Linked DNA regions of Homo sapiens: region 1 is linked to region 2. A link is a loop called in an ENCODE intact Hi-C map of the cell type or tissue named here. Cell type or tissue: Panc1. All regions are shown on one strand. Links, peaks and the distances in the headings refer to the core of each region. The heading gives the core; the rest is flanking DNA.

Region 1 (15,617 bases), core at 4,291-12,290, 95 kb before region 2:
TTTGCAACTCATACTGGTTTTATTGTCCTGCGCTACTGCTCCAACTAGTATGAAAAACTAGTTTACAAGTAGATGAGAAGAGGGCAATGACACCCTGTAAGCAGAATAACTATTGCAGACTGGCAGCCTCTTCTCCCAGCTAGCTACAGTTTACTCACCTGCAAGTGGAATGGCTCACCCATCTGTCCATTAAAAGATTAATCTTATCATTAAGAGATTTCTGCTAAAAGCACTGAGGGAAAACATAAACCAGTATGTTCATTATTTAATCTTGCTGGGTTTTACAGGATTTACAGTAATTATGGGTTAATGTAGATATATATCCTAGATTATAGAATAACCATCCAGAGAAAAATCCAAGAGTGAGCTTGTAACAAGGTCCCCTGCATGAGAATTAGCAGCCAGAGTACAACCTGGGACGTGACAACTGGTATGAGCATGTTCTCACAACCAAGCAACCTGGCTGAAAAGTGAGTCATGAGGTTGTGGGGAGAGGTGGGGGCCATCAGAGCATTCATCATCCTAGCTTGTGAGAGTGAATGGGGGCACTCACAGACAACAGGAGTATGCATGAACTGGCCCGGGGAAACCTGTCCAGCAGGCACCTTATTCAGAAGCCTTGATGTTAGGGAGTTGGATTTTTCTCTGAAAGGAGAGGAAGCCACCAAATGAGTGGCATAATCCAACTTTGCATTTTAGAAAGACCTTCCTATGGGCCGGGCGCAGTGGCTCACACCTGCAATCCCCACACTATGGGAGGCCGAGGCGGGAGGATCACTTGAGGTCAGGAGTTCGAGACCAGCCTGGCCAACATGATGAAACCCCCATCTCTACTAAAAATACAAAAATTAGCCAGGCATGGTGGCACATGCCTGTAATCCCAGCTACTCGAGAGGCTGAGGCAGGAGAATTGCCTGAACCCAGGAGGCAGAGGTTGCAGTGAGCCGAGATCATGCCACTGCACTCCAGCCTGGGCAAGAAGAGTAAAACTCCGTCTCAAAAAAAAAAAAAAAAAAAAACAACCTTCCTGGCCCTTGCGTGGAGAACAGGGCTAGAAGAGGAAGAGATTATTAAACCTCACAGGCTTAGTCCATAAGAAATGTGTGCACATGTGCTCACAAGCGTGAGCAAACCATCCTAAGAAAATTCAGAATCTGGGGCTAATTTTAAACCCGCTAATGTTGACCTAAATTAGACACAAAAAAAGTTGAATTCTTCCTATGCCAAAACTAACCCCCAACTCTCATGCTCCTCCCCTGGCAAGGTCTACTGCATGGTATTATAGAAAGTGGAACCAGCCCTTCAGGCCAGAGGGCACCACCTGGAAAAGCAACAAGCCATTGTCCTCAATAGGGAAACAGTTACCAACAGCAAAATGCAGCCAGACGAAAATCTGTCTGGATTGTTCCAGTCATTTGTTGAGCATCTCCTACATGTTGGCACTGCAAATGTAAAGATAACCGAGGCACAATTCCTGTTCTCAAGAAACATATGGACAGACAAGGCAGTTATTCTGATACAATGTGAGAGGCATGGCAGAGGCCGGCCCCGGTGCTAAGAGCACAAAAGAGGAGCAGGTGATGCACGCTCTGTGTCATCGTGTCTTTTGGCACAAAGTGTGGTTTCCAGACTTAGCAACATCCTGTATTACCTGGAAGCTTGCTGGAAATGCAGAATCTCAGGCCCACCTCAGATGAGTTAGCCAAAGGAGGATAAGTGGGAGGAGGCATTTAAAAGACAGGAAATGGCAGAAGCAAAATGACCGGTGTGAGAGGGATGGTTGCACATTCCCAGCTTGCAGAGATCAACATGCCTGAAGCACAGACTAACAGGCACAAGGTGGTAAACAGAGAAGCTTTGAAGGGGTGGAGAGGAAGACCAGGTAGAACCTTCTGAGTTACAGGCCTGAGACACATCACTGTACTTGGCAGAAGGGACACCAAGGAGATCAGGTGGTCCAGACAAGCTTCGGTTTGGAGGGAGCCAAGAGTTGTCTGGCACAGGCTTGAGAACTTGGAGAAGGGAACTTAGCTGGTTTTGTGAAACCAAACAAACTTATTTCCCCTTAATGACATTGCTTCCCAGCTAGATCTGTGCCAAAGAGTAAAAAGAAAAGCACTCAAAGAACCTTCACTACTCGATCTCAGTCCAGGCACAGGGCTTGGGCAGGGTTTCTTAAAGGCACCTAAGTATAGGAATTACCTGGAGCATTTGTTCAAAATTCAGGTTCCCAGACCAAAGTGTAATCTGTGGAATCAGAAACCCATGAGAATGGCCTGAGGAGTATAGGCTTGGGAAGCAGCCAGGGTGATTCCACACATCAGGAAACCTGGGGTCTGTGGGTGAGGGATGGAGAGCACCTGATTCCTAACACTGTAGGTGGTCAGCAAGTCATAGGTTCCCCTCTGGCCCTGTCACAATAACCCAAGAGGTTGGAAGGTGCTGACTCCACTCCATGTGCTCTTTATAGAGGTTGTTCAGGTCACACATCCCTTAGGGGACAGAACATGAAAAACAGTCTTGCTCGGTACCTGACCTAGAAAGGTGTCATTCTTGATGTGCTAGTCTTACATATTTAATGGTAGACTTGTTCCTCTCTCCATATTTGATTCATTCAATACTCATCATTCAGTACCTGTTAGGTACAGGCACCTAATAGGTACAAGCAAGAAAACTTGAGTTCTCTGACAGATGAAAGTATTAGTTAATGTTAGTATGAACTGACTCTTGAACTTTGACAAATATAAGTATTTATATATATATGAATATATGTATATATCTAACTCAGTGTCTTTATACCTTTTAAAAAGATGAATCTAGAAAAAAAAATGAGCAAAAAGCATGAATAAGCATTTCACAGAAGATAAAACTTAAAAGGCCAGCAAGCATATGAAAAGATGTTCAACTGATCAGTAATTGGGAAAACAATAATTAAAAAACATTTCCTATTCATGAGCTTGGCCAACTTTTTAAAGTCTGACATTTCCAAGGTTTGGTGGGATGCAGAGAAACTGGACAGCGTCCTACACTGCTAACAGGAGCATAAGTAAGCGCGACCAGTTTAGAAAACAACTTGTCATTACCTAGCAGAGGTGATGATGTACATAGTAAGTACTTCTGCTTCTAGATGGAAACCCCAGAGGAGTAGCAAACATGACTATAAAATATGTATAAGAATGTTTATAGGCCGGGTGAGGTGGCTCACACCTGTAATCCCAGCACTTTGGGAGGCCAAGGCAGGTGGATCACCTGAGGTCAGGAGTTCAAGACTAGCCTGGTCAACATAGTGAAACCCCATCTGTACTAAAAATACAAAAAATTAGCTGGGCATGGTGGTACACACCTGTAATCCCAGCTACTTGGGAGGCTGAGGCAGAAGAATTGCTTGAACCCGGGAGGCAGAAGTTGCAGTGAGCCGAGATCACACCATTGTATTCCAGCCTGGACAACAGAGCGAGACTCGGCCTCAAAAAAAAAAAAGTATGTTTATAGTAGCATACTTTGTAATTGAATAAAACTGGAAACAATTCACACATCCATTGACAAAAGAATGGAAGGATACTTCCATATATACATATATACATATCCACACATATAAACCACACACACACACACATATATATACATGTGTGCTCATGTTGGTCTGATGTATTTTATAAATATTTAGTCCTCAGTTCATTTAGTAATTATAATAATTTTCATTATTTATACCATGTATTAAGGCATGTGCTGGGTGTTCTTTACATATCTCTAATCATCATTAAAACCTTGTAAGGTATAATCATTCCGCTGCAGTTGGAGAAGATGAAGTTGGGTGATGCCTTTAGCCTAAAATCACACCACTTGGAAATACTGAAGCTCAGATTTGCACCCATTAACTCCAAAGCCCAAGTTCTTCCTACCATATCAAGTTCTTTCCAGAAAGATCTTTAACCCAATAATGTATGTTTTACTCATTATCTTGATAATGATGTAAGCATGAAAGCAAGTTAATTCCTCCTAACCTTGCCCTTGATATGTAGATCTACTCTTCATTGAAGCTAAAACACACACGCACACACACACACAACTCATATGTAATAGCAACAAATAATGGACGGCATGGCCTCCTTAGGAAAAAATGAAAGCTAATTAAAATAATCTCTATTGAATGTAGGCTAAATTTATTTGTGCTGAGGTTCTATAATTCATGAGAATTAACGTGACTGATCCATAGAAGATATTCACATAAAGAGGAAATAAGCAGTTAATACTTCTCTTCGTAGTCATGCCATAGCAAGTGGCCATCAGCTTCCAGAGCTGATGCCTCCCGTCACATCTGAAGCTCTCCTACTGTGATGTCTCACCACTGCTTGGGGCTCAGGTACTCTGTACAATGAGAGCTTCCTTTCAGGTTCCTGTCACTTGGAAGATCCATCTTGATCCTGGCTCCAGCCCCCTGCTTGGCAACTCAGCCCTATCAATTATTAATCCATCTCCAGCTTTCATCGCCCGTTTCTCCCTCTCCCTTTGATCTTTTTCCTCAGCTTACAAACATTCTCCCCAGGACATCCTTAAAAATGCCCTTTGCTTTCACTCTGATATGCTCTTATGCACTAAGCTCTCTCTCCCACTCCCTTCTCTGCCCACCTTGTAGAAGGAGCCCAGCCTGTCCCAAGGTCCCACGTCCTTGCCACCTTCTCATCATTTAATCCTGTTTCCTCATCTACAAAACTGAGATAATCATGCTTCTTCCTGGGCCTTCGTGAGGCTTCTGTGAGAATGTGTGCATGATGCCAGGTGCTGAGTGGGAGATTATTAGTCTTCTCCTTCTTAACAATTTTTCTCTCTCTCTTGGATTCCATTTTGCCCCTTATTCTTTATCCTGGTCCTGGGTCTTCGTCTCTTGTCTCTGCCATTTGTTCAGGGATCTCATTCAGCCCCCTGGCTCCAACTCTGACCTCTATGCAGAGATGCGAATGATTCTCAAACTCAATATCCAGACTTAACCCTTCACGCATAAGTCAGCAGGTCCCAAGCCAACCCCAGATCACAGAGAACCCACTATTCACCAACTGCTTCTCCTCACCACCACCATTGCCAGTTTCTTAGAATTCGGATATCGTAATCATCATGAACTCCTTTGTTCCCCCATCACTAATCACTTACTAAAGGCTGTCTTATTCTATATTATACATAATGCTTGAATCAAGGCCTTTCTGATCATACCTTATCCCTAGCCTTGGTCTCAACACCTCTAGTTGAAACAACTTCAAGAGACACCTGCCTAACTCCTTCCCTGCTCCTGTATCTCTTCCCTCCTCTTTGTCCTACAAGCCAATGCAGAGAGACCTTCCTAAAACACAACCCTTGTCCCACGCTGGCCCCTCCTTCTGCAGCCCCCTGTAACCTCCAAATAAAACCCCAAGATTGGCTCCATTTGGTAGAAGCTCCATTTGGTGGAAGCTGAGTGATCTGTACCAGCCACCATATTGAGAAATTTTTATCCCTGTACATGTGTATAAGTACATGTAAATGTATATCATGTGGGTTTAGACACGTGCAGATGACAAAGACCTAAGGCAGACTAATGCTCAGAGTAGAAAAGAGTAATTAGTAAGCTGGCAGATCATAAGTCTCTCCACATATTTGTTCCTTAACTTGTTAAAATTATAAAACAATGACCATGATAAAAGAAAAACTTTTTTTTCATAAAATGGCTTGCTTTTTTTTAAGAAATGTCTTTCATTTCACACCAACGAGCCAGCAAACATTCACCTATCTTTTTCACTCTAAAGTTTAAAGCCGTTGGTAGCCCCACGTCCATATCTTCGATGTTTAAAAACAGATGTTTAAAAATTACAGATTTCCCTAAAATCTGAAAAGCTGGCCTCTTGAAAACTCAGCTGACCACTTGGCACTGGCTCAGCATGGCATCACCCCTGTGCAGGGAGCTGGCTGGAGAGGAGTAACAAACAGCTGTCCCTGTGGCCAGGCCACCCACCCTGCTCTCTGGCCACATTCATGCCTGCACCACTTAGTTCCTTTAGATCACCTATCTGACCCCTGTAGGAATTTGATGCTTTGGCCCCTCATATAAACAATGAGGTCTTATTGTAATTCCGTGGTATTAGAGCCCTGTGATAGGCAAAGCATGTCCAGCAAGTTCATTCTGAGCAAAACATCCTTTTAGGTGAGATCCATTGGCCCTTTATTGAACTCATGGAAGGAGCACGTTCATTTCAGATTGTACATTTCCAGCTTCTTGGGAATGTCCAATAGCGTGGATGTTTGAGAACATCAGCCAGTTCAGATGTACGCCTTCCCTCATCTAACTAGTCTCCCTGCCATAAATGAATATGACATTGGTATAATGTATTTCGTGTTTTGCACAATGAAACTAGCACCACATGTGCTTCCAAATGCTCATTATTCCCATGTGGATAATTTATTCTCCTACATTTTCAGGGATATGAGTTAGAATGACTTGTTATGCCCTCCAAAATCATCTTTGTTTTCTTAAAAATGCTAGGACAAACTGAATTAAAATCTAAAATTTTTAATTTATCTTAATTAATACTCTAGCCTTTCCTTCCTTATTCTATTCTGATTTTTTTCCCTATTCTAACTTTTTACTTTGTATTTCACAAGGTATAATCTTAAACAGTTTTGTGGTTAAGTTTAGCGTTTTTTTTTATGAGATGAAACATTTGACTTCTCTGCTATTTTAGGTTCTGAGAGTATCAGCTTTTGCTGAAGGTATAAAGGTGTCAAAAGTGTCACTTGTCCTTCTCTTGTCTCTGATTTGTTGACCATGAGGCCCTTTTTAACTTCCCCAATTGCAGCTCCCTTACTATTTTGTCTTCTCCAGTTTTGTGCCTGCACTTGGTGTTATTTTTCCATACTCTCACCTCCTGACCTGGCCTGAGTTCTAGGTGGAAGTTTCCATTTGCCTTTCAGGAATGAGCTCTTATCAAAAGATCACTAACTCATAAACATGCTTGCTTGCCAGCTGCTGGCACAGCACTCTGCAGAGAGAGGACACTTAGTTCAATGTGGGACTTGGGCTTCTTCAGAGAAACCCTAGCACTCTTCAGAAGGAACCCGTGGCAGCTCGAGGCATAGACAATCCTCATTAGGTACCCAATATTTATTAACTAAACTCTTCACCCAACTCCCTTCCCTCATTGCATTCCCAATCTAGTGGCTGGAAAGGACACTGCCACACACCTGGAAGCAATGGACTTAAAACACGGCATTGCAAGAGTCTTCCCCACATCCGGCCCTCTGGATGCCTAGCCTTGTCCCAGGATGCTGGTTAACTTGTATGATGACAGGGAAGGATGGGCTAGAGTGATATTTTAAGTGCAATCTCCTCCATAAACCACTTCTACAGCTCTGGCCTTGCCACTGAGCCAGGAGCCAAGTCTGCCAGGTCACTATGTTTCCTTTGCCCCAAGGAATCCAGGAAAATACCGAGAGCACTGCCAGATGGCAAGCAGCCACCAAGGCTGCTGGGTGGCCCGGGAGGAATGTGACTGTGTGTCCTTTGTGTGGTGTGGCCCCCTCCCTCAGCCTGGCCAGCCTCTGCTCCCCAGCAGTCCACGCACATTCCAAGGTTTTATGTGTGCATTTCAATGAAGCCCAGCACCCCACCACAGAAAATGTCACCACTGCCTCAGGCCCTCCGGGACTTTTAAAGCTTTGAGCCCAGCAGGTTAAACTTATAAAACAAAGGTCATAGATCACTCATCCAATGCCTGAATAAATATCTGTTTGTAAGTTCAATATAAAAGGAATATAAGTTTAATATGAAAGGAATTCTTCCATTATCCTTTTTTTCTTAAATAGATTTAACAGATTTAAAAAAATTTTAATTTCAATAGCTTTAGAGGTACAAGCATTTTTGGTTATGTGGACAAATTATATAGTGCTGAAGTAGGATTTTACTGCACCTGTCACCCAAGTAGTGTACATTGTACCCAGTAAGTAGTTTTTCATCCTTTACCCTCCTTCTGAGTCTCCAATGTCCATTATACAACTCTGCATGCCTTTGCATACCTATAGCTTAGCTTCCACTTATAAGTGAGAACTAGGTTTTTGGTTTTCCATTCCTGAGTTACTTCACTTAGAATTATGGCTTCTAGTTCCATCCAAGTTGCCAAAAAAGACATCATTTTTTTCTTTTTAGTGGCTGAGTAGTATTCCTTGGTGTATATATACCACATTTTCTTTATCAATGCATTCATCAGTTGATGGGCATTAGGTTGATTCCATATCTTTGCAATTGCTTTTCATTCTTAAAATGTTTCCTTATTATAAAAAAATCTCAAGAGGCTAGGAAGGCAATTAATGCATGCTTAGTTCATGATATTAATAAAGAACATTGGTGGAAGTGAAACTTCACCACATCATAAAATTCTGCATGCTCAGGGATCATAACGGAAGCAGGAGGTTAGGACACCATAAGAAAAAGAGAAGGGGGATTAGGCCTTCCCACAGAACTATGCCTTGTCCCTCTCATGTTTTCCTCACAGGCAAACTCTTCAAAGCAGCAGTCCCCAACCTTTTTGGCACCAGGGACCAGTTTAATGGAAGACAATTTTTCCACGGATCAAGGTGGAAGTGGGGTGGTTTCAGGATGACTCAAGCACATCACATTTATTGTGCACTTTATTTCTATTATTATTACATTGTAATACATAATGAAATAATTATACAACTTACCACAATGTAGAATCAGTGGGAGCCCTGAGCTTGTTTTCCTGCAACTAGACAGTCCAATCTGAGGGTGATGGGAGACAGTGACAGATCATCAGGCATTAGATTCTCATAGGGAATGTGCAACCTAGATCCCTTGTATGCACAGTCCACAATAGGGTCTGCACCCCTATGAGAATCTAATGTCACCACTGATCTGACAGGTGGCAGAGCTCAGGTGGTAATGCCAGCTATGGGGAGTGGCTGTAAATACAGATGAAGCTTCACTTGATCACCCACCACTCACCTCCTGCTGTGCAGCCCGGTTCCTACTGGTCTGTGGCCCAGGGGCTGGGGACCCCTGCCTTAAAGGACTTGTGTCAAAAGTCACCATCTTGCTCTATTCTGCAAATTCCCTCTTGACCACCTCCTCTTTAGGGCAGCAGAGGGCTTCCTGTCTGGAGCTCCAAGCCTGAAAGACATCTGCAGGGAGGCACAGTGTTTCTTCATAAACTTCCTTCCTCAAGCTCACAGGCTTGGCAGTTTGCTTAGTAAATATCAAATTCTCCCCAAACTAAAAAATAAAGATTGCTCCTGGCTAGGTGTACCTTGACCACTGGACTCTCAGTCCTCTGAGCCTCTGATGGAGTTTGAGGTCACTTTTAGGAGACTGTGCCGTGGTCTCCACAGGCAGAAGAAAAAGAATGTGGCCTGTTCTGCAAGGCAGTGGAGTTAGACACAGGGGGACTTCAGTTCACATCCTGGCCCTGGCCCTTCCTGGTTGTGTCACCTGGGAAAGGCCACTTGGCTCTCTGAACCTTGGTTTCCTTGACTGTGAATGGGGACAAATGTCCAACACTAAACAAGAGGATGCACACAAAGCTCCCAGCAGCCTACCTGGCCCATGGCACTCACAAGCCCAATAAACCTAAACTCACCCATCCCTTCCTGCTTACCCAGCAGTAGAACAATGGGTTTTCTGAATCATTAAGTCATTTTAACAAGCTTTTAAAAGCAAACTAGCTCAAACCAAAGGAGACACAGCCCATGCTTATCAACAGTCCTCTCCCAATGTCTTAAAGCCTTGGGATTCTCATGGTTTCCAGTGGAGGTCAAGGAGAAAAGAAGTGTTGTAACATGATCAGAAATGTATGGCCTCCCCTTTAAAGAGGAAACTATAATTAACAGAAGATGCCAACATCTGAATCTCTCCCCTCCCCCACCCCTCTGCTTTTTTTTTTTTTTTTTTTTTTTTTGAGACAGGGTCTGGCTCTGTCACCCAGGCTGGAGTGCAGTGGCACGATCTCGGCTCACTGCAGCCTCTGCCTCCTGGGTTCAAGTGATTCTCCTGCCTCAGCCTCCTGAGTAGCTGACCACAAGCACACACCACCACGGCAGGCTAATTTTTGCGGGTTTTTTCTGTAGAGATGGGGTTTCACCATGTTGGTCAGGCTGGTCTCGAACTCCTGAGCTCAAGCAATCCACCTGCCTCAGCCTCCCAAAGTGCTGGGATTACAGGCGTGAGCCACCGTACCAGGCCGGAACCCCTTATTTAGTGTTCCTTGCTCAGTGTTTCTCCAGCTCTGCAGCCACCCTTATGGAAACTGGAACCACTCTGCTACACACATGGACTTCCATTTGATTTCCTCTTAGTCAACACACAGTGTGCAGTGTGCTTCTGAATTCAAATATCCAGGCCCACCTGGCAGATCCTTTGGTCCCTCCTAGTTTGGAAAAGGGAGGATCTCATGAAATCAGGTATCCTGCTTAAGAGAAAGTTTGTGCCTTTCAAAAGTGAGCTCTAAAGCCACCACAAACCAGAAAGCCAGCAAGGAGTGCTCAAGGTTCCAGATCAAGAGCTCCCTGACCACTGGCCTCACTAGGGCATCATCTGGAGTGGCAGAGTCCTACCCTAAACCACAGCCGTCGTTGAGAAGGCACAGAGTCCTTCCCTAAACCACAGCCACCACCGAGAAGGCTGTCTTTTAGCCAGTTACTTCTTGGCATGAATTATTTTAACCTGGATAGCTTAACAAGAAGCCATGTTGATTGTAATGAAAGAACCTTTTGTTTTGTTCCAGTTTTATTTGGGTTTGAGGGGCAAGGGGCGTTAGAATTAAGACAAATCCATTTTGGTGATTTGAGAATGACTTTGTTTAAAATTGAGATGTTTTTAGGGGCTTGTTTCAAATGGAGATTCCCTAACCCATCCCCAGATTCTGATTCAGTAAATATGAGGTGGAAACCAAGAATATACCTTTTTCTATCAACCCTCTGCCCTAGTGACTTTAACATGGTCCTAAGACCACAATAGAGAGAAATTGGATCAGGATATGCCACCCAAAAATCCCCAGAACCTTAATTTGGCTTGAGACAAAAGTTAAATCCCCACAAACTAATTATTTAAAAAAGAGAACCCAGAATATGCACATGTTCAGGAATCAGAGGCAGGAAAATCATGGTGCATCAAAGCCTCCCTAGCAGCCCCACACAACACTGATTCTCTCTACCCACAGTCCTACCTTCACTCTTAACTCCAGCTCACCCTGTCCTCATCCCGGCAATCCCTCTCCTGAGATTCTGATCTTGGACTCTGACTTTGCAGCATCCACCTTGAGATAAAGCAGCTCCAAAAGAAAGAAATGTCCGTGGAAATCCATTAAAACCACTTGTTGTTCTCTCACACTAAGGGTCAAATCATAGCTCCTGAAACATAATTAAATAAAGTCATTGACACATAAAACTGTCTGCACGACAGGCTTTACAAAGGGCTCAAAGGGCTTTGCTATTTTTAGCTTTTTACTAAATAAGAATCTAGTGTGTCCAAATTAATCACACATTTTTCCTTTGCCAAATTTTAATTAATAAGATGTGTGTGTGTGTGTGTGTGTGTGTGTGTGTGTCTGCATGCACAAGAGATCAACTAGCAAAGAAAATCTTGCTTCAGGAAGCAATAAAGAGATCATTTGAAATATTGCAATTCAAAAAAAAATGTTGCTTATAAACTTAAACATAAAAGAGTCATTTCTTATATTGAAACCAGTTACTTCACTGGATTCATTTAACACTCTGTCCTGGACCTAGACAAAAATACAATTTTGCTTTTAAATTATGCCATCCCAAAAATAACCATTCCATTTAAAGATATACATTTTTACTCTGTGGCTGAAGTTTTCCAACCTGGACCAAGGGGAAAAAAAAAAAAAAAAAAAACAAGACAGCTAGACAGGAAAAGAATACCAATCCAGATGATTTACCTAGGAGCCATATCCCTGAAAACAGTCACAGCATACCCCCTGGAAAGAAAGAGGTGAGAGCAAAATGGAGGCAGTGCCCAAGCTACAGATGCCCCTGAAATATATAACCCTTCAGAGTAAACATCAGCCAAGACAACAGAAAACTGTTCAGATGTTGACCACAGCAACCTCATCTGCAATGGTTCCACCATGTAAAATCCAAAATTTGGAAATAAGGCAAAAAGACGATGAGGTGCTCTTCCAAGGTGACACGGAGTCTTGTCTATCAAAGTCACATAAGGGTCACCTGATGCTTTAGGGAGGCAAACTCGGCTTGACTTAATATTTGCTAATCTTAAAGGTCTAGACTGTAAAATTAGATGCTAACTTGTAAAAGATTGGTAAGTTGCAAATAATTTCTGTCCTATAGAGGAGGCAACTCAACATTTATGGTTTTATCACCTTATGTCCATTATATACCTCAGCTGTGTCTCAGCAAATTTTATCTCAGCATTGTTTAGTTTCTTTGACTATATAGACTTACCATAAACCAGCTTTGCCATCCTGCTAGTTCCCTCATTGATGAGTTAAATAAATTTTTGACTCGTGCTCATTCTATATTTGTATGAGAGTCATACTTTTAATTTATTGAAAATTACACCTTGAGATTTTCTTTATCGTTTAGTCCACCTATCTCCCTGTCTTGCTCTGAAGTCTGAGCTTTAAAATTAGTTCCAAAATATCACGAAGCCTAGGAAGGTTCCATTTGGCTCATATAGTTGTCATTAATCCATCATTACTGACCACAATCACAGTGCTTCTTCCTCCAACCAATACCAAGCAGATTCCACCATTCTGACCCAGCTGAGATTGAGCCTATAAACCAGGCACACAGACGTGGGTCTTCCATGGAAGTAGAACAAAATACAAAGAAAAGAGAGACGGGACACATGTGCACCTTCCTGATCCTAGTACTTGATTTCTCTTTTGCTCCAGGACATAAAGTTTGTATGAGACTTGTCATATTAGAAGAACATGCGCGTCACTGGCAGTGACAGTGCAAAGCTAAGTGAGCGAAGCAGGGGGATCCTCAAGAGCACAAAAGAGAGTGCAGGATAAAAAGAGAGAAGGGGGCATGTGAGGGCACGTGCGGGAAACACACTCAGTTTTGCAGAATCAGCCTCCCCTCCCACACACCGGCTGTTTTGGTGCTATAAGCAGACTCCCAGGGAGGCTGGAAGTGCCAGTAAAAGGCTAAAAATTTCTGCTAAATTACTATTAAGCATACCAAGAAAGGATCTAACTCAAGGAAATACCTTATTGGATTTTCCCCAAAAAAAGAAAAGAAAATGTATTTTCTGAAGCAAGCCACAAAAATATGGGGTAGTGAAGTGAATATAACATTACTCCAAAGAAACAGAACCCAGAAATTCCAGCTTTTAAATTGCTGAAATAAACACTAACTATTTGGAGAAAATCATACTTGTGACTTACGGATGATGTCCTAAATAGGTCTCGACACGGTATTTAGGGAGAGTCACAAACTCTTTCTTTCTACCCACTCTACCTGTCTCAGAAGAGAGTTTTTTTTTTGTTTTGTTTTGTTTTGTTTTGAGATGGAGTCTTACTCTCTCGCCCAGGCTGGAGTGCAATGGCACAATCTTGGCTCACCACAAGCCATTTTCTTGCCTCAGCCTCCCGAGTAGCTGGGATTACAGGTGCCTGTCACCATGCCCAGCTAATTTTTGTATTTTTAGTAGAGACAGGGTTTCACCATATTGGCCAGGCTGTTCTCGAACTCCTAACCTCAGGTGATCCACCCGCCTCTGCCTCCCAAAGTGCTGAGATTACAGGCGTGAGCCACCGCATCCAGCAAAGAGAATATTTTCTCCACACAGATGTACGATCAGATCTGACCCAGGGCAGAGCCCCTAAATTAGGCCAAACAACCTCGCTGGGTGCAATAGGTAGAAATAGTCTTCCCTGCTGTGTGTGTTCTGTGCGTCCTACAGCTGAGAGGGCCATGAGAAGTTGTTCCCACCTCTGTGCTGCACCTCAGCATAGCCTTCCTCCCACAAAACAAATGGCTGCCGTAGGTCTCTCTCCAGAGAAAGAAAACCCTTCTGGAGGAAGGAAGGAGAGGCCTGAAAACCCTCACCTCTTTTGCAGGAGCTGCACCTCCATACCCATGTGAAGTTCCTTTAAAAAGGCATCTGTGAGGGGACACTGCTCACCTGGACATGCCTATTCTGAGTCCCAGAGTCTTGACACTCATCACCAAATGGGGGCCACACCCAGCCCAGGAAACTACATATAATAATTTATCTTTCGCTTAACACTTGATGAACATGGTTAAATATTGTTTGGGCCATGAAAGCCATAAAACATTTAATGTCCATAAATGGATAGGGTCCATACAGGCTCCAGAGAGAGTTAGGACATTGGTTTCTAATTCTTCATCCTTGAGGACATGGTAACAACCCATGACCAATGGCCAAGGGAAGCTCCCTATAATGACTGAGTCTGGAGCCTTTTCTCTCAGTTACCACATGGAACATTTCTTCTTCACAACTGGTTTGCTCTGAGGAGCCTACTGATGGCTTGCAATGGGCCAGGGAAAGCATTCAGTCTTCACTGGTTACAGCCAACTGGATGGTTACAGAACTCCAAAGCACCTATCCTCCTAATGTGACCCTTCTATGTCCGCCATCTTTCTTGTAGTTGGCTTCTTTATGCAGCAGCAGCACATTGCTGAGTGGAGAGGAAAGACGAAACCCCATTTTAGCAGAAATTCTCACTTTCTATTTGGCAGGCAGTTGAAAATGGGTTCTCTGTTTGCAGAAACATCCTGAACACATCATTAGATACATATTATGATTATTTTATTAGTAGATACAGACAAGATCACAAAGAGCTATGTGCCTTGCCCAAAGTGTTTAAACTTTCCCTGTGGGCAATGACAAGCCATCAGAAGATATTTAGCCAGTGAGTGACAGTAAGTTAGCAGTAAGCAGTAAGTAAACAAAGATAATGCTAGCAGTTATAAAATAAAATAAGGAGAAACTGGTAGAAAGACTAGATATAATACTAATCTATATTAAATATATTTCATTATATTCAGGAATTTTTCAAGCAGGGAACTGCTTTCCAAGATCCATCTCAAGGTCTCAAAACACACACTTCCAGCTTGGTGGCACTACCTCCCTGACAATAGCCATTACAAAAACCAGAAGAAGTCTTGGGCATCAGTAAGTTTGTTGGTGCAGACTGCTGCCCAAGAGGATTCTCTGGTTTCTACCAGCAGAGGAAACCAGACCCAATTTCTTTGTAGCCAGTGGTCCTATGCCTGGGTCATTTCTAAGGTCAGAAGAGCACTTCACCTATACTCTAATTCTGAAATCCAAGTCATGTTCAAGGCACTTATTGGACCAAACTGTCATTTAGATTAATAGAACACAAAGCTCCCCTTGTAAATACAAATGTAATCAATACATCAGTGATCAGTGTAATAGTCATGTGGTAGTCCCTATAATCCAATGTCCAAAGAGAGTAATGGTCCAGTTTCTGACTGGTCCAGTGGATCCCTAATTCTTCTTCTGTCACTTCTGGGCTCTGGACTGTCCATATCATATCCCTAAAGACATGACTCAATAGATCAGCTCCCAGCTGGACCACTCCCACAGGGCCATCAGCAATTGTCAC
Region 2 (15,617 bases), core at 4,372-12,371:
AAGACACATGCACACATATGTTTATTGTAGCACTATTCACAATAGCAAAGACTTGGAACCAACCCAAATACCCATCAATGTTAGACTTGATAAAGAAAATGTGGCACTTATACACGATGGAATACTATGCAGCCATAAAAAAGAATGAGTTCATGTCCTTTTCAGGGACATGGATGAAGCTGGAAACCGTAATTCTTAGCAAATTAACACACGAACAGAAAACCAAACACTGCATGTTCTCACTCATAAGTGGGAGTTGAACAATGAGAACATATGGGCACAGGGAGGGGAACATCACACACTGGGGCCTGTTGGGGGATGGGGGAAAAGGGGAAGGATAGCATTAGGAGAAATACCTAATGTAGATGACGAGTTGATGGGTGCAGCAAACCACCATGGCACATGTATACCTATGTAACAAACCTGCACGTTCTGCACATGTATCCCAGAACTTAAAGTATAATTTAAAAAAGGAAATATGAAAATGGGGTCCAGATGCCTGGGTCCCAATCTGTGTGTCACTCACCAGGCTAATTCCTTCCCCCCCTGGACTTCAGATGCTCCCTGAGAAACATGCAGGCATTGGATTAAAACTCTAAAATCCCTTCCAACTTTCTAAGTTCTCTCTGAAAATAAAGGCATATGTATTTGCTGAAAAATTTCTTATAGTTTTGAAATTATGAAAGTAACACATGCTTACCAAAGGCTCAGATGACACAGATGTATGTAATGCAAAGCTTCCCTGCATTGCTCCCATCTTTACTCAATTCCTCTCTGCTTCCAGAGTTAGCTACCATTAAGAGACTATTGCTGCACTGTCCAGTGTGGTAGCCACTAGCATGTGTAACTATGTAAACAAATTTTAATGAGTTGAAATTAAATAGCTATGAAAATTCAGTTCCTCAGTCATACCAGTCACATTGCAAGGGCTCGATAGCCATCTGAGGCTAGTGGCTACCAAACTGGACAGCACAGATACAGAACAGTGTTACCACTGCAAAAGTTCTACCAGACAGCACTGGTCTACTATGCATAAGGAGGCTTTTCAATACTGTTCGATACTTATTTCCTGGAATTTCTGCAATTGCTTACATCAGACCCTCTCTAGCTGGGCTCATGACTACTCTAACAGCTTAATGGGGTAAGTTGCTTTGAAAAGGTCTCCGGCTGGCACAGTGGCTCACGCCTGTAATCCCAAGACTTTGGGAAGCTGAGGTGGGTGGACCACCTGAGATCAGGAGTTTGAGACCAGCCTGGCCAACATGGTGAAACCCTGTGTCTACTAAAAATACAAAAAAAAAAAAAAAAAAAAAAGCCAGGCATGGTTGTTGGCACCTGTAATCCCAGCTACTCAGGAGGCTGAGGCAGGAGAATCACTTGAACCTGGGAGATGGAGGTTGCAGTGAGCCGAGATCACACCACTGCACTCTAGTCTGGGTGACAAGCACAAGACTCCATCTCAAAAAAAAAAGGAAAAGGTCTCCTAATTTCCTGGCCTATATTAAGAAAGACTTGCTTCATCACTGAAGGTCACAAGTTGTGAAACTATCACCATCCCAACAGCACACAGAAATTTAAAACCTTAACTAAAGAACTGGCAAACTCAGCCTGGGCAACATAGCAAAACCCCTTCTCTACAAATAAAAGTTAAAAAGAAAATTAGCCTGGCATAGTGGCACCACTTGTAGTCCCAACTACTCATGAGGCTGGAGCAGGAGGATCACTTGAGCCCAGGAATTCAAGGCCGCAGTGAGCTATGATGGCGCCACTGCCCTCTAGCCTGGGTGAAAAAATGAGACCCTGTCACCACCTCTCCAGAAAAAAAGAACTGGCAAACGCCAATTTGCCTCAGGGTGGGGCTTTTCAAAAAGCACTGAGGCATTCAAAGTCTGAAACAAAACACCCAACGAATCTTGCCCAAGTGTGAGCCAAGCTAGTCACAAACCATGACTCAATGGAGGAGTTGTCTTAATTATTCCCTAATAAACAGTGGTCATCATTGTTTTCCAGACTCTGACCCCCACTCCACTGTCTGCACAGTCTGAGCAGGTAATGCCAACTTCCCACTGCACAGTAAGGAACTCTTTCTTGATTTAGAAAAGTATAATGCATTTCTTTCAGTTCCTCATAAATGTTATGTCTTCCTCTATGCTCAACCTTTGCTAGAATGTCCTTCTTTCCCTAACTGCACCTTTTCTCAACACATTTCCCCATTTATTAGCCAGACAATGTCTACATTTTCCTTATAGCTCATCTCAGGTATCATCTACTCCAGAAAATCTTCTTGGCCCTTCCCAGGCTGGATTAGGGCCCCTCAGTGGCTGCTCCAGCATATCTATACAGGAGACACGCTGAGGGTGAACGTCTAGTAGGAACCAAGGAAGGGGGTGTGGGACGTCTCTTGAAATCACATTTTATAGCAAGATACAATTTTGGCTGAGACATTTGCAAGAAAAAGAACAAAGCTTTTAAAGATTCTCTTATTCACACTTGAAATGTGAGTGACAAAATATCAGTAATCCATTTCAAAGAATATCTCTTTTATAAGTAGTAACTTTGGAAGGTGATTACGGTTGCACAACAATGTGATTTACTTAATGCCACTAAACTGCACACTTAAAAATGGCTAACATGGTGTCGCCTTAAGCTTTGCCCGCCTCAAGCTCCTCTGCTCGCGGAGGCCAGAACAGGGGCGTAGAGAAGCCTTCAGCGGCTGGGGGGGCAGGGAGCTGTGCCTGTCCCAGAGCTGTGCGAGGCACAGGCACTGCAAAAGAAAAAGATTTTTTTTAATGGCTAACATGGTAAATTCTGTTACATACATTTTTTACTGCAATAAAAATAAATAAGGAGAAAGAAATAAACCACAAATTTTATATATATATATATAATTTTTTTTTTTTTTTGAGATGGAGTCTTGTTCTGTCGCCTAGGCTGGAGTGCAGTGTAGCGATCTCGGCTCACTGCAAGCTCCGCCTCCCAGGTTCACACCATTCTCCTGCCTCAGCCTCCCGAGTAGCTGGGACTACAGGCGCCCGCCACCCCGCCCGGCTAATTTTTTGTATTTTTAGTAGAGACGGGGTTTCACGGTGCTAGCCAGGATGATCTCGATCTCCTGACCTCTTAATCTGCCCGCCTCGGCCTCCCAAAGCGCTGGGATTACAGGCGTGAGCCACCGCGCCCAGCCCGATATATTTTTTAAAGTAGTAACATTGGAGGAGAGCCACTAGAGGTTAAAGAAAGGTTATGCCTTCCCCCAAGCCACACTCTGGCTCTACTATTGGCCCCTTTATGAGCTCCAATAACATCCTAGTATTTTTCTATCACAATAGTGCTATGCTGAATCTGTTTATGTGTCTGTCTGTCTTTTCTACTAGATTGGCAAGGATTAATTATTATTTGTCTTTTTGTATCTCTGCTACTCACAGCAGTCCCCAACAGAGGTATTCAATAAATGTTTGTTTGGTGAATGGATGGAGGATGGATGGATGGATGGATGGATGGATGGATGGATGGATGGACGGACGGACGGATGGATAGATTTACGGATGAGTGGATGGAAGAGTGGATGAGTGGATGGGTGGGTTGGTGGGTGAGTGGAAGAGTGGATAAATGATGAATGAATTAATGGATAGTTAGATGGATGAATAGATAGATAGATAGATGGATGAAAATATTTTCTTAAGTCTTCAGCTCTGTCTTCAGACTAGAATCTCACAATCTCTCCCTCTCTATCTCTCTCTGCATTTCCCATAACACCAAGAAAATGTTTTATATTTTATATTTAACAACTGCTCAATACACTAAGAGAGAAAAAAAGGCTGCCATTTCTAACCCAGTAAACACACTAAAGAAAGGTTGGGGAAAGGAAAAAAGTAATCTTTAACAATATATGTTGAATAATCGCATTAAAAGCTTCCCTTTCTCTATGGAGGTACAATTTGGAGATAAACCTAAACCACCTTCCTCTCTGTGGCATATGATTAAAATCTGCTTTGTCTGTCTAACTTACTATTCTCAAATTACCACACTGCTGCTGGCACTGCAAACTCAGGCTTCACAGCTGCCTTTGAATTACTGTATAACTTTTCCTCTTTTTTTTCCTTTTAATCAGCACTGAACCAAGAAAGTGCCATCTATACATGGTGGAAAAACTATGTCTTCAAACTTGGAGGCAAAAGGTGTCACTCAAGGTGCCCCCTTGTGTCAGGATGACCCTCAGCAGAAATACTTCTCCCCTGAGGTTTGGGAACACAGGAGGTGAAGATATCCTTGATAAGGTTCCAGGTGGCATAAAATAACCTGAAGTGTATTTTCCATCCCTACTCCACAGAGTTTATTACTCTTCTGCCTAAGCCTTCAAAACAGAGAGAGCCTGACATGGCAGTGGCTAGTGCCTAAGCAAAAATAATAGTAATACATTGTTTTCCTATTTTTCTAAAAGTCCTCTAAATACCATGCTCTGCATTGCTAGATTTTGACTTTCAGAGTCAATCTCAAAACTACAAGGTAAATTACATTAAAGGGCAGATAGAAAATTTCATTAGCATTACCCTTCCTTTTTCTCTTTTTACAACTTCTGGGGAGCTAATTTGAAATTTCAAACTACAAGCAATATTTGTACCATGCCAAACATGTAAAAGGAAAGGGGAGGTAGTTTTCAATTGTCTACTTATGTTAGATGACAAAATACTCATATAACCATGGTAAGTTGATTGCAATTTTATTTGGATGTACATTCAGCCACAGGTTACAAAAAGAAAGTAGACATGGAAAGAATTTAGACTGTGTCCTTGGATGACAGTTCCAAGACATCAATGTGCTTTTTCTACCCAGAGGTGTGATCTGTGTATGGCTTTTCTCTTGAGCTATTAAAAAAGTTGTCAGTGGAAAGAAATTATATCATTTAGACTACTGAGAACATTCAAAAACAAAATAATGGTGGTATTTAGTGTAATAAGAGCAAACCTAAAATACAAGACACAATACCCCATCCTAATCTTGCTAAATATGAGACATTGGACCAATCCTATAACATCTCTGTTTAAATCAACCTCAATTTAATCAATTAATACATATTATCATTATTATACTCGAGGATATCAAGAGGACTATAAGTATATAGAAAGCTTGCTGCTAAACAAAGAACCAATAAATACTCCACTTATCATAACATTGTAGACAATACCTACACAAGGTACAGATGACAAAGACTAGCATTATTATTTTCAGAACAATGGACAGTAATATGTGTATCGACCGGCCAAAAAATAACATTAGCTAGAAACATCAAGGAAGAATTATTAGCCAACTAGTTAATTAGGTGTTTGTCCTCTCTTCTATTAATAAGGCTAATTAGTTACTGATTTTTTAAAGACTGCTTGATTTTTATCATTATATTCATTAGTAAATAATATTGTGTTTGAATTCTCAGTTTACGTGTAAAGACCTTGGTTTGGTTAATCTTGACTTTCCAGATTAACGTTTAGCATCACGGACTAGAGTTTTAAAGCAACAAATTATACTTCTGAGGTGAGAGATTATAAGCCATACCCTGATCTGTTAACACGTTAATTGCTTTCCCCTGCTACAGAATAATCATATTTCAAACGTTAGCATAAAACATAGATATATTCAGATAAAACTCTATTGTACATTTAAGATTCAGGTCATTGCATTATTAATATTAGATTATTGTTGTTTGAGCAATTTTGTAGAACTTGAATTATTTTAATTTTCACAATAACCCCCTGAAAACTATATACAAAACAAAATTTGCCACAAGAGGTATCTGAGATATAAATAAATACTAAATAAAGATAAATTATTGCAGCATAACTTGCAAAGCTGCTCCTCATATAACATGTTTAATTTTGTAGCATGTTGATAGGATTTTAAAATGTATTATCTACTTAATGCTCCTGACACTGTCTCAAAGGGCAACTTCCCTAGAAAGAAAATCGTATGCTTTGACACTCAGAACTTGAAAACTGAAAGAGGTCTTTTTCATTTGCAAGTCCAAGCTAGGACATGAAGATTAAGGACAGAAAAGTGCTTTTCCACTGACAACCCTGGTGTGGCTGCCCCATTTGTAGAAGAAAATAGAGACCAGCTCTGGTTCAGGTGAGAGTTGCCTAACAAAGGAAAAACGATCAAGTACTATTGGAAAGAATTCCAGAGCTCACAATTCAGTGATCTACAAGCCTGCCCCAACCAGAAATACAGACAAAAAAGGAAGACCTGTCATGGAAGTTTTATTCATACCACATGGTTTCTGCCACCACTTGCAAGAACATTAACAACTCCCTTACTTCTGTCTCTATGTCAGACCTGTGTCTCTGGTAACTTTCATTCCTTATATCCAACTGTCTATTGAGAATTCTCCACTCAGACGCCCTACAGGCACTTCAAAATCAACGTACCCAAAATGGAACTCATTCTCTGTTCCCCCAACCTGCTTCTCCTCTAGTCTATCTCCTCAGTGTCAGCTTCACAGGTGTGTGACTTGCACATTTGCTTAGGGACCCGTGCCTAAAAGGACCCTGTACTTGGCGTAATGGTCTGCTATCATCACTTTGAAATTCTTAATAATTTTTTAACAAGGAGCTCTGCATTTTCATTTTGCACAGGACCACACAAGTTATGTGACCAGGACTGTCTCTCCTGGAATGGCATCGCCATTACCCAGTCATTGAAACTAACCATGTGGAACTCATCCCAGATTCTCCTTTCCTTAACTCCCAGATTCAGTCATCCTGTTTCATGCCTAGGGTTTTACACCAAGCAAGCAAGAGATCACTTTACTTGTAATGCCCTTTTTCTCCTTCTGAAAGAGTTTACTTCCACTTGTCCTTTAATTATTAATCAAGATTCATCTGTAACAGAGATACTTACTGATGCCCCAGCCTGCACTTGGTGCCTCCTCTTAGTCCTCCACCTGCATTTACCTGTCTCTACATCCATCATTTCATCCTCGCATCACTATCTTTTCTATCTTCCCCCAACTGACTGCGAGCTCCTTGATGACGGCTGATTTTATTTTCTTTTGTATCTCTACTTCCAGCTCTGTGCTAGGAATATAGGAGATATTTAACAAATGTTTATTGAATAAGATTGATGATGTTTCAAACAAACTTTAATTTACTTTTGAAAACCTAACTTCTTGATCAAAACAAATGCTCTTCCTTTTTAGAATAAGCTTCTTTTTTTTTTTTTTTCTTTTTGCTAAAGTGGTCCCCTCCTTTCCATCCTGCACCTTCGGGGAGAATCAACAAAGCAAACAGCTCAGCTCCAGAGCTTAAGTTACAACTGGAATGCATTTTGCATGGCCCTCCAGGGTCATTGTCCCTCAGAGTCACTTCTGCAAGTAAGAACAGCTGGGGCCCCTATGCCTCCAGGGGCTTCCAGGCACTGCTGGCTTATACACAATGACTTGTTTGTGCCGAGATATTGCCAGAGCTTTTCAGAAATACCACCAGGAGTCCAGGGTACAGGAAAGCAAGACTGGGAAGCCTGGCCCAGAGGGACGAGAAGGCAGTCACTAAGCCTAGTCCTGTGTGCTCTCATGGACATGCAACACTTCATCAGATTTGCCATGGGAAATCCTGTTTGAAAAAACAATCTCTCGATTTGGTTGGAACAAATAGTCAAACAGAATCATTCCATACCCAGCAACAGTGTCTAATCAGCACTTCATTATACCTGTGATAGACACACCAGGATGGATTTCTTTATTTATTCACTCACTTACCCACACTCATTGAACATCTACTCAAAGAAATGCGCCCAGTGAGGCACAATCGAGGGAGGAACAAAAGGAACAGACTCCTCCACTCGAGGAACTTAACAATATTATTAGGAGAAAGGTAAATTCCACTGATGTCTGACTATTCCAGATGTGGTCCACAGACCAGCCACACAAGCACCACCTGGAAGCGTGCTAAGAATGTCAAATTTCAGGGCCCTTCCCAAGACTTCCTGAATCCGAGTCTGCATTTGAACAAGAGCACAGAAAATCCACAGAAACATCCAACCGAGAAGCACTTACACACTTCTCCCAGGGCTCAATGCTGAACTTAACTCTTCTGAGCCTGAGTCAAGTTCAAACCTCAGCTGCAAAATCTGCCCAACTGGCTCCTGACCCTAGTCCTATTATTTTTCCTGCCTCTGGACTCCGCATCTGGCTCTCTGCTACTTCATGAGAAGAGCAACTTGAAATTCTCCATCACAGAGTGAGAACTAAAAGAGGGCCATGTTATCCTCCCAATGCATAACACTTATGCCATGTGAATCTCAGATTCTTATGCGATAAATTCTGATATTTCCATTCCTGCAACATTTTTCTGTTTTCCCAAAATGCCTACTCAGAAAAAGAAGTAACAACTTAATAATTCAAGTGACTAATGGGCCTGATTCAAATGGTTTACAGTTTAAACACTTCATGTTTAGCTGTATATTTTCCATGATCAAAAGAAGGGTCTCAAAACAAGACACAGCTTTATGCAATTATTAGAGTTTAAAAAGTTAGGATTCAGTTAGAGAGCAAGTGAAATTAGAAAATGCTTATTACACTAGAGCCTAGCCTTGTCCTTCTACTCTTAATATTTTGAATATAAACGCAGACACACACACACACACACACACACGTGCATAGTTACTACTAAGAATTCCAAATATAACATACATATTTTCTGTGAACATGCAGTGTTTTTTATTTAATTGACATCACTTGGGGCACTTGTAACTTATGATCTTGGAGGCAAAGAAGAAGCATATAAGTTCTATTTTGTTTTATTTAGGTTTGGGTTTGTTTTTTTTAATTTTTCAGGAAGTTCAGTAAATGGACAGTCACCTAAACCAGCAATTTTTTTTTTTGAGACAGGGCCTCACTGTCACCCAGGCTGGAGTGCAGTGGCACAGTCACAGCTCACTGCAGCCTCCATCTCCCTAGCTTAAGCAATCCTCCCACCTCAGCCTCCCAAGTAGCTGGGACTACAGGCACGCACCAAGCCCAGCTAATTTTTGTATTTTTTTGTAAACACAGGGTTTCACCATGTTGCCCAGGCTGGTCTCAAGCTCCTGGGCTCATGCAATCTGCTCACTTCGGCCTCCCAAAGTGCTGGGATTACAGGCATGAGCCACTGCACCCAGCAATTCTTCAGCATGTTGGCCTCAAAACTCCTTTACCTACTGAGTATCTGTAAAACCTTTGTTTATATTATATATAGACAGAATTATTTAAAATATTCGATTATTGATTCATTTAAAAATAACAATAAACCCACTGTACATTAATGTAAAAAACATATTTTTGTTTAAAAATAGCTATATTGTACAAAATAAAGTAGTGATAAAAGCAGCATTGTTTTGCAAATATCTTTAATGTCTGACTCAACAAAGAGGTGTATTCTCACATATGCTTCTTCATTCAATCTGTTGCAATATCACACATCTTGTAGCCTCTAGAAAATTCCACTGTACACTTCTGAAAGACTGAAAGTGGAAAAGGTAAACAACACCTCATCAGAGTGACAAGACAATTCAACAGGGAAAAGAGTTGCTTTTTTCAACAAATGGTGCTGGGACAACTGGATATCCACATGCAAAAGGATAAAGTTAGACCCCTACCTCACACCATACACAAAAATTGACACAAAATGGATCAAATATGGGAGTAGCTGTTAATAGATACAGATTTATTCTGGGGTGATGAAAATGTTCTGGAATTAGGGAGTGATTGTAGTTGCAAAGTCTTATGAATATATGAAAATCAGCTGAATTGTGCACTTTAAAATGATGAATTTTATGGTATGCAAACTATGTATCAATTTTAAAAATGGATCAAAGTCCTAAATGTAAGAGCTAAAACTATAAAACTGTTTAATGAAAACATAGGCATAAGTCCTTATTACCTTGAATTGGGCAATAGTTCTTAGCTATGACATCACAAATACAAGCAACAAAAATTATATATAAATTGGACTTTATCAAAATTAAAAGCTTTTTTGACCCCATCAAGAAAGTAAAAGATATCCCACAGAATGGGAAAAAATATTTGCAAATCACTTATTATATAAAGGGTTTGTGTCCAGAATATATGAAGAACTCTTACAACTTAATAATAAAAGACAACCCAATTTTAAAATGGGCAAAGGATCTAAATGGGCAGCTGTCTGAAGAAGATATACAAATGGCTAATAGACACATGAAAAGATGCTCAACTTTAGCCACCAGAGAAATGCAAATCAAAACCACAATGAGATCCCACTCCACACCCACTTAGGATGGTTATAATCAAACAGATAGATAATAACAAGTATTGGAGAGGATGTGAAGAAATTGAAACCCTGCTACACTGCTGGTGGGAATGTAAAATGGTGCAGCCACTTTGAAAAACTGTTTGACAGTTATTCAAAAGATTAAACACAGAGTTACCATATGACTAGTAATTTCACTTCTAGGTATACACCCAAGAGAAATGAAACATGTCTAGAGAGCAACTTTTTCAGGAATGTTCATAGCAACATTATTCATAATAGCCAAAATGTCCATCAACCCAAATGTTCAACTAATGAATGGATCAACAAAATGTGATATATCTATGCAATGGACTGGACTACTATTCAACAAGAAAAAGGAAGGAGGTACTGACCCATGCTACAATATGGATAAACCTTGAAAACATTGTGCTAAGTGAAAGAAGCCAGACACAAAAGTTCACATATTTTATGATTCCATTTTTATCAAATGTCCAGAATAGACAAATCTATACAGACAGGAAGTAGATTAGTGGTTGCCTAGGACTGGGAGGTCTGGAGGGAAATGGAGGTATGACTGCTAAAGGGCAAAGGTTCATTTTGGGGATGATGAAAATATTCTAAAATTAATTGTGGTGATGACTGCACTACTCTCTGAATATATTAAAAATTGTATACCTTAAGTGGGCGTACTACAAGGAATGTGAACTACATCTCAATAAAACTGTTATCCAAAAAGGCAAACAATATCTTAGTATTATTTTGAAAATAGTTTTTTTTTAATAGCATGGACTCCATGAAATGATCACAGGGACTTCCAGGATTCCCCAGACAACACTTTGAGAACCACCTACCCTAGACAAAGCATCTACAGTAGGTATTGTGGGTTATCTTTTTAGGAGCCATTTCCCCCTTCCTCCTATCTGATTTTAGGTATTTGCTCTTCCCCAGGCAGAACATCACCACAGGGGAAGTTGATCCCACCCTGAGTCCCAGGGTCAAGCTCTGCACCTTAAGCTAATCAGCACATTATCTTCCCCTGGTCAGGGTCACTGCTTCAGGGGTAAGCATGTGACCTGGGAGGTCCCATCAGAATGACTGCACACTTCTGTTTGGGATGCTGAATTGGAAGTGGCTTCTCTCTTCCTCTGGAGGGTATCCTATGAAAATGTGAGAACTGGCACTACTATAACTATTTCACTACCAGTCTGAGGATAGAGCCATCCCAAATGGCAAGAAGAGGCAAAGGAACCCCAGAGAAACAGAGCCACAGTCCTTGAATTAAATATATAATTCAAGACTTCTGAATATATGAGTCAGTAAATGTCCTTAATGTTAAAGCCAGTTTGAATTAGAATTTGTTGCATGTAGTTAAAAGAATTCTAGCTGATACACCGTCAATGTGCAGCTAATATTATTGTATTCTCCCTGAAGTCAATACACTTTGCCTTTGCTTTGAAAATATCAAGAGATAAGATCTTAGCAGACCATTGGAATAACATTACATTTTTTTAGGATATACTTAATATAAAGAGCTGGCCCATATAATATAGGTCTAAAAACGTCAGAGCTGTGCCACAGTATTTAACAAACTGCCTCTCTCCTCTATTCCTTTTGTGTCTGATTTTCAGTAGACTCTGAATGGCATTCCAGAAGAGCTTGGTAGAGAAAAGTGTTGAATTGTCCTTACTAGCAGAAAACTGTGGCTGCCAGCTGGACCTAGCTTGGATTTCACCAGCAGGATCATCATGGGGCCTGATATTTAGCACAGATATAGGTTTGCACATGATAATATCATTCCCATTTCAACAGATAAGAAGCTAACCTTTTCTTCAACTAAATTGATTAGAATAGTACTCTGTATTTGGGTGATATTTGAACATTTACAACATGCTTTTACATAAGCCATCTCAACAACACAGTGGAGACTGGCAGTTGAGGAATTATTACTCTCATTTTTCAGTTGAAGAACAGGAGGCCCAGTGACTGGCTTAAGGTCTTGCACCATCAGAAAGTGATGGAGTTTAGGCTTAAAGTCATTTGATTCTAAGTCAAAGCCTTCCCACTATTTAGGATTACCTCTAATATAGTTTCACAAAACATTAAGATAACAGTCACTATTTTTTCAGCTCTCACTATGTGCCAGGTACTAAGCTAAGCACTTGACATATAATCCTTATTTAATCCTTACAAAAAGTCCATGAGGGCTATGTTATTATTATTTCCACTTTATAGCTGAGGAAACTGAGGCCCAATGAGGAAAAGTGACTTCCCCAAAGTCACCTGGCTAGTCAATGGCAGAGCCAGGGTTCAAACCCAAGCAAGCAGTGCTCCAGAACATATGCTCTCAACCACTTCATGCCACTGTGCCACTTGAACAAGCATAAAGTTTGTCTGCTATAGAGAGCTGTGCCTGCTCTGAACAAGATGCCTTTTAGCTGCCCAGAACCCACCCATTCCATAAGGGCAGAAATGATATTTAACAACACACACTACAAAGGACTCTCTCATAATTTTCCTTGTTCTAGAATTTGATCATACAAAGATTGCCTAAAAAAAGCCAGGGCTGAGATGACATCTTACTAAACTCTCATGAAAGGTTTATTGTAACAATAATTGCAACCTAATTTGACGTATTCTGAAAGACGCTCCTGCATGATTAGCCGACAGCTGTTCCTCCCCACCACACACATGTGCATGCACACACACACACACACATAATTCCATTCCTTCCATAATGGCAAAGCCACCTCCCATTATAGAGAGGAAAAATGCCAGATGCATATATTCCTAGACACTTTTACAGCTAGGGCATGGGCATATGATCCAATCCAGGCCAATGGAATCTGATGGGAAAACTGATGGGGACTCTGGGAAAGTGTTCCTCTGTGATAAAAAGGCAATGCATGAGGAAATACCTCTTCTTGGACAGTGGATGTGGTAGTGACTGACTGACATCTAAAATTACTGCAGCCACCTCATAATCATGGAGACTATAGAGACATAGTTAATGCACTGAAGATGCCAGAGTGAAAAGATGGGAAGCAGCAACTGAGTCCAGGCAGAGCTTTGGAACAGCCCTGAAGTTGCCCTCTCTCTGGACTTTTTGCCAGCTAAGATAATAAGTGTCCTTATTATTTAGGCCACTTTAACTTGTCTACTCTTTTACTTGCAGCCAAAAGCAGCCTAATCATTCAGTCCCAAGAGGCAGTGCTCCAGAGATGAAAGAGCTCTGGATTTTGAGTCAAAGGACCTGGGTTCTGATCCACTTATTTGCTTGGTTACCCAAATTGCTAACCTCTTTGAATCTCATTTTCCATATCTAGTAATACAATATTGAGATAATACTCAGTAACACAATAACATCCATAAAATGGAGATAATGGATAGTTATAAAATTCATATGAGATAATACGTACACTACCACTTTGTCAACAGAAATGCTTCATTCACATGTAATTTATCCAGTCAATAATAAAACCACAGACTTTTTAAACTGTAGCATCCATCTAACCAAATTCTTTTGTTTTACAAAAGAAAAGAAAATTGACTCCAAATGTCAAATGACTCACTCAAGATCACACAGCTGGTTGGTAACATAACTAAACCACACATCTGATTCCCGATCTAATGCTGGCATGCTACCTTCATGTTGACAGGTAATGAGTTAGACTAAATATTGGGAAGGTTAGCACTCATCCATTCAACTGATGTTTAATGTGCACATATTATACTATATAGAATAGTAGGCACTATTCTAAATATCAGGGACTCTGCGGTGAACATCAGAATGTTCCTACTCTTGTGAATTTAACAGTCTAGAAAGAAAATTATTCAATCTACATCGATATTTATTGTGTTCCTACTGTATGCAAAGCACTATGCTAAGATTTTTAGTCAAATACAAATACAAATTTTCAGCCAATTCCAACTATGTCAGCCATGTTTACCAGGCTTTGCCAAAGTATGAATAATGTCAAAAATCTATGTAACCCAAAAAAGTCAGTATTAAAAATGGCAAGTTCATTAGCAAGGGTTGTGAATAACAATGCCGGTGTCTAAAGAAAAAAAAGTAGATAGAAGATGGCTAGGACTCCACTCTAATTGAAGTAGCAAGGCTGAATGAAGAATTAGAGTCAAACCTCATCCTCCTACAAAATCCAGACTTCAGGGGTTGGCTCAATTGGAAAAGCCCAATAAGGAGCATTCAGTAACTCCTTCCCTTCCCCAGGCCTCTGTCTTGTAACCCAAACTCCCCTTTACTCCCTGTCTATTTGGAATTCCTCTATCTTCCATCCTACCTGAACATTCACAAGCAAATGATATGATGGGACAGCATCCCAGACCCTGTGAAAAGAGACAGAGCCAGTGACTTCCACATCTCTTATTGGAACTGACCACCAGTCTGCTGAGACTGGACCACTAGGTTGTGTGTTTGAAAGTTTTCGTTGGCCAAATACTACCAAAATTATATGATTTGGAAAAGGATTATTTAAAAGCTGTTATTTTGCAAAAGCTCTTTCCTATCCTCTATGCAGTGGCAAATGCAAAGATCCTAGGGGGTGGGGAGGTAACAAGGAGAATACTCTGCCTTCTCCCCTTGTGGGAGGCACACTGAAGAGGCACAAAACACATGCCCTTTCACCATCACACCCTCTAATCAGAGCACAACTAGGCAATTCTCCCTTAGTTTCTGGCTTGGTTCATCTTTTGATGCATAGGCATAATTTGGGGCTACTACTGTCTGAAATATAAGGACACAGTGTATCAAACCTAACAAGGCATTTATGCATATAGTTTCTTTAAAGGCAAATACCATGTTTCTGGGGGGTGGAAATGGCCCCCAGTGACATTTGGATTGTGGGATTCCAATCAGCTCTGAGATGCCAGCCTCCCTGGAAGACCCAGGACACATTAAGTTTGCAAACTGGCAAATAGGGTCGCTTTGTCCATTCAGATCATGAATCCCAACTGGCCTTCAGTCACTGGTTTAAATTCCCCTACCTTGGATTTACCTCTTTCCATGTCTGGAAATTTCATTGAAACTTCAGCTATTTTAACTATGGGGTAATATGTCAAAGACATACATAAGCTTTGGATCCAGACAATTCTGGATTTGAATTCCAGCTGCTCATTCTCTTTTTAGAGATGTGGCCTTGAACAAGTCACTTAAGTTATTAGCTTCTCAGTTTTCTTACCCAAAAGAAGGGAATAATACCTACTCAAAGGTTGGTGGTAGAGATCAGACATAATGAGTGGAAAAGGCTGGCTCATGAGAGATGCTCAAGAAATGGCACCTAGAGCTATTCACATTGTCTCAAGCAATAGTCCTGAAGGTTTCTATCATCTCTTGCATCTACCATG

Evidence for each region. Hi-C counts contacts between places; a loop is a spot of excess contacts. Peaks named below come from ENCODE experiments on the same cell type or tissue, not always from the same donor. Only the 100,000 strongest peaks of a DNase experiment are listed, where the experiment ranks them.
Region 1: a loop joins it to region 2, with 3 times the contacts of the local background. A loop is called at or near these places in 16 of 110 quality-filtered maps.

Annotation. Positions count from the first base shown.
Region 1 is chr9:83,424,910-83,440,526 of GRCh38, forward strand. All of the region lies in intron 1 of FRMD3 (FERM domain containing 3), which reads right to left. Among named protein-coding and RNA genes, the nearest start is that of FRMD3, 110 kb to the right of the region's middle. RefSeq lists a silencer at 7,365-7,659. In Panc1, for the core only: no CTCF peak of the experiment used is centred there; no DNase peak of the experiment used is centred there; H3K4me3 peaks cover 500 bases; H3K27ac peaks cover 7,697 bases.
Region 2 is chr9:83,519,679-83,535,295 of GRCh38, forward strand. All of the region lies in intron 1 of FRMD3 (FERM domain containing 3), which reads right to left. Among named protein-coding and RNA genes, the nearest start is that of FRMD3, 11 kb to the right of the region's middle. In Panc1, for the core only: no CTCF peak of the experiment used is centred there; no DNase peak of the experiment used is centred there; H3K27ac peaks cover 3,264 bases.